Linked DNA regions of Homo sapiens: region 2 is linked to region 1. The links are chromatin contacts, found by Hi-C or POLR2A ChIA-PET in ENCODE. All regions are on one chromosome and are shown on one strand. The core of a region is the stretch at or near the end of the contact, and the rest is flanking DNA. Distances in the headings are between cores, read along the strand shown.

Evidence for each region. A loop is a pair of places that touch in the nucleus more often than their neighbours do. ChIA-PET counts read pairs that join two places held with the same protein, here RNA polymerase II (POLR2A). Pooled maps may share reads with other maps.
Region 2: a loop to region 1 is called in a map of natural killer cell, with 3 times the contacts of the local background. The contact joins two enhancer-like sites. A Hi-C loop is called at or near these places in 4 of 168 maps with a recorded cell type or tissue (HCT116, Right ventricle myocardium inferior, natural killer cell and 1 more), 1 of 37 single-sample maps with no recorded cell type and 6 of 50 pooled maps. POLR2A ChIA-PET finds 5 or more read pairs at or near these places in 7 of 52 experiments (H1, Panc1, T-cell and 4 more).

What each region holds. Positions count from the first base shown.
Region 1 is chr6:158,719,508-158,723,915 of GRCh38, forward strand. All of the region lies in intron 10 of SYTL3 (synaptotagmin like 3), which reads left to right. Among named protein-coding and RNA genes, the nearest start is that of MIR3918, 43 kb to the right of the region's middle. RefSeq lists enhancers at 555-1,754, 1,387-1,436, 1,507-1,606. Within about 2 kb of position 1,629, at least 3 of the 41 ENCODE cell types and tissues checked have a DNase peak (open chromatin) inside an H3K27ac peak, as active enhancers do; they include natural killer cell, where a contact is called at or near this core.
Region 2 is chr6:158,685,645-158,690,155 of GRCh38, forward strand. All of the region lies in intron 6 of SYTL3 (synaptotagmin like 3), which reads left to right. Among named protein-coding and RNA genes, the nearest start is that of SYTL3, 38 kb to the left of the region's middle. RefSeq lists a silencer at 1,399-1,599. Within about 2 kb of position 1,332, at least 7 of the 41 ENCODE cell types and tissues checked have a DNase peak (open chromatin) inside an H3K27ac peak, as active enhancers do; they include natural killer cell, where a contact is called at or near this core.

The sequences.
Region 1 (4,408 bases), core at 379-2,878:
AAGTTCTCAGACCACACTTCAGGAGCGAGGTGTCTAGACAGTTTGAAATGTATTTGGCAGGTGTTTGAAATTCTATAACACAAGTGTCAGCTCCTGTCAGCTTCCCGGGGTCTACAGAAGCTCCCTCCGAACTCCCTCCGGGGATCACTCCTTCTAGTGAAACAGGTGGAGGGGAGGGTTAGCAACCATATGAAGCCCTGTGTGCCACACGTGGTGGCAGCATTGCTTCTTACCTACTTCATCACATTTAATTCTCACAAAAATACCGTGGTAGACATTGTTACTCCCATGATAAAGATCGGCCGAGCCTGGTGGCTCATGCCGGTAATCCCAGCACTTTGGGAAGCCGAGGTGGGCAGATTGCTTGAGCCAAGGAGTTGGAGACCAGCCTGGGCAACATGAGAAAACCCTGTCTCTACAAAAATACAAATATTAGCCGGGTGTGGTGTCACATGTCTATAATCCCAGCTACTAGGGAGACTGAGGTGGGAGGATCGCTTGAGCCCAGGAGGTCAAGGCTGCAGTGAGCCATGGTTGCACCACTGCACTCCAGCCTGGGTGACAGAGTGAAACCCTGTCTCAAATAATAATAAATTAAAAATTTTAAAAATTGGCCGGGCACCATGGCTCATGCCTGTAATCCCAGCACTCTGGGAGGCTGAAGTGGGTGGATCACCTGAGTTCAGGCGTTCGAGAGCAGCCTAGCCAACATGGTAAAACCCCGTCTCTACTAAAAATACACAAATTAGCCAGGCTCATGGCGGGTGCCTGTAATCCCAACTACTCAGGAGGCCGAGGCAGGAGAATCTTTGCTTGAACCTAGGAGGCAGAGATTGCAGTAAGCCGGGATCGTACTGTTATACGCTCCAGCCTGGGTGACAAGAGTGAAACTTTGTCTCAAAAAAAAAAAAAAAAAAAGCCTGAGTTTTAGTGAGAGGTTGACCAACGTGCCTAATGTCACATAGTGAATGAGAGATGGAGCCAGGAGCAGACCTGGGATTTGACTCTGAATTCTAAACTCTATGTTCCCATAAGAAGGACAAATGAGGACCGCTGAAGAAAGAGGGTTCAGGAAGGGGCGTGTGGAAGCATGAGTAATTATCTTACTTGCTTGAGTCACAGGAAACCACTCAGAGGCTAACACTGACTTGGGGTTAACCAGATGCCTGGCATTGTTCTCAGCGTAATGCCCTTCAGAGGTATTTAGCCTTTGTAATCCTTAAGACAGCCCTATGAAGTTGGTACTGTTCCTGTCCCTACTAAAGACAGGGACACTGGGGCAAAGAGATGACCAAGAGCTAGGTGAAGCCTGCTCCAGAGACCAACCACACCCTGTCCACGCCCCAGAGGTGAGACGCATTTCCCATTTGCACCGTGATGTGCTGTGTGGTGGCTCATCCCACGCACCACAGGCTGGGCTTGTGGCGTTCTGCATGAGGATGGCCCGTGGGTCCTCGGCACGCCCCCTCCCCTGCTGCATGTGCACATGGCCCAGAGCCTGGCCAGGGTTGTCTGAAGGGCTAAGGGAGCTCAGGGATAGAAGTGGTGGGGTGCAGGGGAGACGGTGGGGAGACAGTGGGGAGAGAGCCAATCCAAGTAGACATTGTTATGCGTGTGTCCACTTCTCAGCCATGCTCTTGGCAGGAACGCTTCCAACTTTCTGCAGGCCTTCTCTCTCCCCACCTTAATTGAGGTTGTGGCTGGGTTGGTTTCTTTGTTTCATTTTGAGACCAAGTCTCGCTGTCTTGCCCAGGCTGGAGTGCAGTGGTGATATCGTGGGTCACTGTAGTCTCGATCTCGAAGGCTTAAGTGATCCTCCCACCTCAGCCTCCCAAGTAGCTGGGACTACAGGGATATGGCACCATGCCTGGCTGATTTTTTTTAATTTTTATTTTTAGTAGAGATGTTGCCCAGGCTGGTCTCAAACTCCTGGGCTCAAGCAATCCTCCCACCTAGGCCTCCCAAAGTGCTAGGATTACAGGTGTGAGCCACCACGCCCAGCCAGATATGGCTGTTATAAGGGACAATTTAGCCAAATGTTTATAAAGTACTCAGCAATGATAGTATGATCTATAAATGCTAAATAACTATTGGGTTGAAATATAAGGAGTACACTTCTATTTATTTATTTTTATTTATTTTTGAGACAGAGTCTCATTCTGTTGCCCAGGCTGGAGTACGATGGCACAATCTTGGCTCACTGCAACCTCTCCCTCCCCAGTTCAAGTGATTCTCATGCCTCAGCCTCTTGAGTGGATAGGATTACAGGCATGCACCACCACACCTGGCTAATTTTTGGATTTTTAGTAGAAATGGGGTTTTGCTGTGTTGCCTAGGGTAGTCTCAAACTCCTGAGCTCAATCGGATGCCTGCCTTAGCCTCCCAAAGTGCTGGGATTACAGGTGTGAGCCGCTGCGCCTGGTCCAGGAGTACGTCTTTAAATAGAACATTCATCAGACTGCAATTACACATGCCTTAGCTGGGGAGCTCACCAAAATTCCTCTCATTTTCATCAGATTATTAATATTTCATCAATATTAATTATAGAACACGGTGGCCCTGCTTTGGAAGTAGAGGATGCTGGTGCCCACCTTGCAAGTGGCTACACTGAGGCACAGAAGTAGTAGATAACTTTCTTTTTTTGTTTGTTTGTTTGTTTGTTTGTTTTTTTGAGACAGGGTCTTACTTTGTCACCCAGGCTGGAGTGTAGTGGTGCAAACACAGCTCATTGTAGCTTCTACCTCCTGGGCTCAGGTGATCCTCCCACTTCAGCACCCCCGAGTAGCTGGGACTACAGGAGTACACCACTCTGCCCAGCTAATTTTTGTATTTTTTCTAGAGATAGGGTTTTACCATGTTGCCCAGACTGGTCTTGAATTCCTGGGCTCAAGTGATCCTCCCACCTTAAAATCACGCGGTGACTCGGGGATGTTAACTGAGAAAACAGCTCAGGATCTTTTCCACACCACTTCTCTGTTAAGTTTGAACCACATGTTCTGAAAACACCCCTTCAAAAATGCTGACTTAAGCATCTGGGCCAGAATTCTTCAAGAAGTGAATTCTTACCTCTCCTCTTCTGTGCATTCCACTGGGATTTTATTGTATATGTTATGAATGTACAGTATTGACCTATATTGGCCATAAAAACATGCACCTGTTAAACAGGAAGGATGCCTAAAAACCGTCAGGAGGGGCTATCTCTGGGGAGGGGAACTGAGGACAGAGGTGGAGGAAAAAGATTTTCTCTCTTTTCTGTTTTTTTTTTTTTTTTTTTTTTTTTTAAGATGGAGTCTCGCTCTGTCACCCAGACAGCGAGCGAACAGTCTGGGCTCACTGCAACCTCCGCCTCCCAGGTTCAAGCCATTCTCCTGTCTCAGCCTCCTGAGTAGCTAGGACTACAGGCGCCTGCCACCACACCCAGCTAATTTTTGTATTTTTAGTAGAGACAGGGTTTCTCCATTTTGGCCATGCTGGTCTTGAACTTCTAACCTCAGGTGATCTGCCAGCCTCGGCTTCCCAAAGTGCCGGGATTACAAGTGTGAGCCACCATGCCTGGCCAGTTATTCTTTTTAACAGCTACTCTTTTTTTTTTTTTTTTTTTTTTTGAGACAGAGTCTTGCTCTGTCGCCCAGGCTGGAGTGCAGTGTCATGATCTCGACTCACTGCAACCTCTGCCTCCCGGGTTCAAGTGATTCTCCTGCCTCAGCCTCCTGTGTAGCTAGGACTACAGGCACGTGCTAATTTTTATATTTTTAGTAGAGACAGGGTTTCACCGTGTTAGCCAGGTCTCAATCTCCTGACCTCGTGATCTGCCTGCCTCAGCCTCCCAAAGTGCTAGGATTACAGGTGTGAGCCACCAAGCCCAGCCTAACAGCTACTTTTTAAGGCTTTTAGTTCATGCTGCCAAGTTGCCCTCCACTGACGTTGACTCCATTTACCTGACCACTGGCAAGGCAGAGTCACGTGTTTTCCAGCACTCTTGCCAACATTCAACTTTGTACCTTTTTTTTTCCTCGAAATGTTTATTATAGTAAAATACACATAAGACTTACCATCTGTGCCGTTTTAAGTGTATAGTTCGCGGCATTGAAAACATTGCTAATGTTGTGCACCTGTCACCACCATCCATCTCCAGGACTTTCTTCTAGTAAAACTCAACTTTATAATTTTTAACATTTGCCAATATAATGGGCAGTTATTTAAAATGTGCCTTTCTTTAACTGCAGGTAAGCTTTTTCTCCTACTTTTTCCTCTGGCACACCTTCATTCTTGAACCCCTCCCATTGGATCTTCTGGCTTTTCCAGCCTCTGGCTCCTCCGCTGTAGCTTTGATTGACACTTCTGTCACACCTTTAGTGTCCCCTCAGACAACATCACACATCCCCTATGTGTTTGTGATCTGTGTCCA
Region 2 (4,511 bases), core at 82-2,581, 34 kb before region 1:
CCCGTCTCTACTAAAAATACAAAATTAGCCGGGCATGGTGGCACCTGCCTGTAATCCCAGCTACTCGGGAGGCTGAGGCAGGAGAATTGCTTAAAGCTGGGAGGCGGAGGTTGCTGTGAGCCGAGATCATGCCATGGCACTCCAGCCTGGGCAACAAGAGTGAAACTCCATCTCAAAAACAAACAAACAAACAAAAACAAAACCTTTTTGTTGGTGGGCTGGAGCCTTCTTCAGAAGGTAGACTCTACCCTTTTCCACATCAATTCCTAGCTTATAAACAGTAGTGCTGTAGGAGGTGAAGTTTGTCATTTCTCAATGCCAGCTAAGTGCAGACATCTGCTTCACTCAAAAAGTTTTCTACGTCGTTAGAAGTTCTAGCATCATTATTTCAGGTAAGTAGTTTTCATGTGTGCATGAATGTATGTGTGTGTGTTTGTGCACACACGTTACCATCTTGTCATCTTTTCAGCACTTCATGTCTCCTGAGTGAGTGGGAGAAGTATGTTATCAAGGTGACTTAAGATAAAAAGGGAATTAGGAAAGAGGTGAGACTGATGTCTTAGGGTTTTCTTTCTTGCCTTATAACTTTAAGAATAAAAACTTCAGTAAGGACAAACAAACCAGGGTCAGGAAGATCAACCTCAGCATAAATCATTCTTTTTTGCTGATGTCGTTTCTATCAATGTATAAAATAAACACCAGAAAAGCCCTAACTTTCCCTCCTTCTCTACAATGCTTCCTCAAATGCCAGGGTGCCTCATTTTCCCATTGTCCTGTTTCAGTAGAGTTGGGGTAAGAGGCATGGAACTATGGGGGAAAATGCCAGGTTAGGAGCACACAAGTAGTGCTATGAGCCAGACCAGGTTGGGTGGAGTTTGCAGCGGGTGCGTCAGGAAAGGTAACAAGGATCAGGTGACAGAGGTTTAGGTGGACAGGCAGGAATTCCACCACGCTCCTATTTGTGGCCCTAAAAGAGAACCAGGTGCAGTCATTGAGGAGTTGAATTGAATTTGTGCTGCAGCAGTTAAGATCCACTTAGGGAAATAGAAACTGTCTGGTTATTTGAATAAGAATTTACTTTAGGGATTGGTTAGACAGGAATTGGAGGCAAAAAGGGAATAGTGAGAGAACAGAGCTAGCAGCTGCAGGAGGCAGACACCCTCCGACCCTGTTGAGCTGATGCTGGCCAGACACAGGTCGGAAGGAAGGCATGAGCCCCTTCTCCCTCCTCCTGGCCCTGGTCTCCCTCTGGAAGCCCCCACTGGACCCTAATAGGGAGGCAACTGCAACCTCAATTCTCTGATGTGTTCCGGAAAAAGTGGTTTTGCATGTTCTCTAGTGTTTTTGTTGTCATGGTACCGGCAATACTCTTTCCAGCCCTCTATATCCTGAGCAGAAGTTAGAAAAACTAGATGGTGGTTTAAACCACAAAAGTGTACAGACAGCTCCAGTCTGTGCCTCTTTCCACGCACTGGTTATCTATTGCTGTATAGCAAATTCCCCTCAAACCTAGTGACATAAATCAAGTAACATTCTTTGACAGTTTCTGTCTTCAGTGGAAGGCTCGCCTGGGGCTGGGGGATCTGTGCTCTTGGGGCTTACCCTCATACCTGGCCAGTGACTGCTGGTATTGGGAGGAGGACTTGGTTCCTCACCATGGGGATATCTCCACAGGGCTGCTTGAGTGTCCTCATGACATGGCGGCTGGCTTCTCCCAGGGCAAGTGATCCAAGAGAGAGAAAAGCAGAGCCCACAATATCTTTTATGGTCTAGCTTCAGAAGCCACACCCTGTCATTTCTGCTATGCCCTATGGGTCCCACAGGTCAGCCCTAGTCAGAGAGGACAAAGGGTCTGAATATCAGGAAGCAAGAATCACTGGGACCGTCTGTGTGCTACCAAATCCTGTGTTCCTTGTCTTGGGAGAATGGCGACACCTCTCACTCTGTCTCCAAATCCACAGACCTGAGAATCAAACTTGACTCCTTTGTTCCTCATTCTGCCGCTACATCTGGTCAGTCAGCAAATCCTGACATTTCTGCCTCCTGAGTCTCTGGAATCTTCCTCTGCCCTTCATTCTCACTTCCAACGTAGCAGCTCCTAACTGCTTCCCCCTTGGTCCATCTTCTATTCTGTGAAGAGAGGGAGCTTCCTTTTCTCTTTGAAAGGAAGTTACTTACTTTCTGATTACAGAAGTAATGCAAACCTTGCAAGCATTTGGGAAACACAGAATAGTATTTAGATGTAATGGAAATACTACCACAATCCCAAACTACTGTAAATTACATGCACGTGTACACACCTGCACACTCCCAGCCTTCTTTCTAGGTAAGCCTGTGTATATGTGTGTGCACAGATAGACTTATCCAATTTCAAATGTATTGTGATCAGACTCTATGTGGTTTTATTTTGCTTTTACAATTCAACTTGGCATAAACATTTTCCTATGTTATTAAGACTTCTTCCAAAATGTATTGATGACTCCATAAAATACACCAAATATATGCACTATAGTTTATTTAACCTGTTCCCGAGTGTCTGTGAGTATATCACTGTATTTGATTTTTCATGTTATAGATAACTCTGTGATGAACGTCTTGTACAGGTATTTTGACATGTCTGTTTATTTTTGGGGGGTAAATTCTTAGAAGAATGATTGGTCAAGTGTATGAATACTTGAAAGGCTTTTGATGTTTTGCCAAATTACCCTCTGGGAGTGTGTGCTTATTTACAACAGGCTGGCAGGGTACACAAATTTCCTTCTTCCCACACTCTGGCCCCCATTACATTCTGAGCTTTGAAGCATGATTTCAAATTACATTCACGTAAAAAACTAGACGCCAGGCTCAGTGGCTCATGCCTGTAATCCCAGCATTTTGGGAGGTCAAAGCAGGAGGATCGCTTGAGCCCAGGAGTTCAAGACTAGCCTGGGCAGCATAGTGAGATCCTGTCTCTAAAAAAATTAAATGAAATTAAAAAATTAAAACCTAGAAAATGAAGAAAATCATAAAGAGCAATGTTAAAAATACAGCAGCTTCACCCAGAGAACAATTGTTGACATTTTAGTATATATTATTTCTGTTCTTTTGTGAGTGTATGTATCTATGCTTGTGGGTGCATATCTGTATGTGTGGATATATGTGTGTGTATACACACATATACATAGACTTTTTTGAAGTATTTAGGTTGAACCATAAGAAATTGGTATTTTTAGGCAAAAAATTATTGAATAGAGGCAATTTCACATGAGTCAGGCTAATATATTTACATAATTGAAATCAAATTGTATGTACAGTTTTATCCTAATGTTTCTTCATGTAGTAATTTATAAGGAACATTTTCAGTGTCCATAAATATCATTGGCTATATGATTTCTGATGAGTGTATCTCACCCCGTCATAGGAATGTGTCATCATTTGTTTAACCAAATAACTATTGTTGGATAGTTAGGGGATTTCCAGCTTTCTGTTGCATTTTTGAAAGTTTATAAGGTTATTAAAATGAGAATAATGCAAAGAATATCCTTGTAGATATCTTTTTGGCACATCTCTGAATATTTCTAGAAAGAGAACAAGATGAAGGTTAGGAATGTTGCCTCCTTTAGAAAGGGTGTGGAATTATCCTTAAAAATAAACCAACATGCAAACCAATAGATAACTTTATCAGTTTGGCAAAACAACATTGGTCATGCAAAATGGTTTTCTCATCGTTTTGATTTGAATTCATCTCATCACGAATAAGATTGAGTATCTTCCACTTTTCAACCTTCTGTAGATGTTCTTGGTATGTGAAGGCGATTAGTCCTTTTCAATCATGTTAGTTGCATGTTATCTTCCTAGTACATGGCCTTCTTTATAATTTTGTTTTTAACACAAAGAAGTTTTTTGTTTGCTTGTAGGCAAATCTCCTTTTCCCGTATAATTTCTTTTGCTTTTATGCTTCGAGACTTCTTCCTTATCCTGTGATAGGTTAAATATCCACATTAATTTTCTTCTAATTTTTACTTAACTTTTTTTTTTTTTTCCCCTTGAGACAGAGTCTCACTCTGTCACCCAGGCTGGAGTACCATGGCGCAATCTTGGTTCACTGCAACCTCCACCGCCTAGGTTCAAGCGATTCTTCTGCCTCAGCCTCCCAAGTAGCTGGGATTATAGGCACATGTCACCATGCTCAGCTGATTTTTGTATTTTTAGTAGAGACGGGGTTTCATTATGTTGGCCAGCCTGGTCTTGAACTCCTGGCCTCAAGTGATTCGCCTGCCTTGGCCTCCCAAAGTGCTGGGATTATAGGCCTGAGCCACCATGTTAACTCTTTACAATCATCAGGAGGCCCTATCTAATTTTTTTTCCTCCCAATCCTTGATGTTCCTGGTACCATTTGTTACATAACCATTCCCTTTCCCATTGCGTTGTAACCCAGGGCCACTGATTGGCACAGCGTGGGGCACCACTCTCCTTGTGCCCAGCCCTGCGCTCCAGCGGGTGCTGTCTCATAGAGGACACACGGTGCCCTC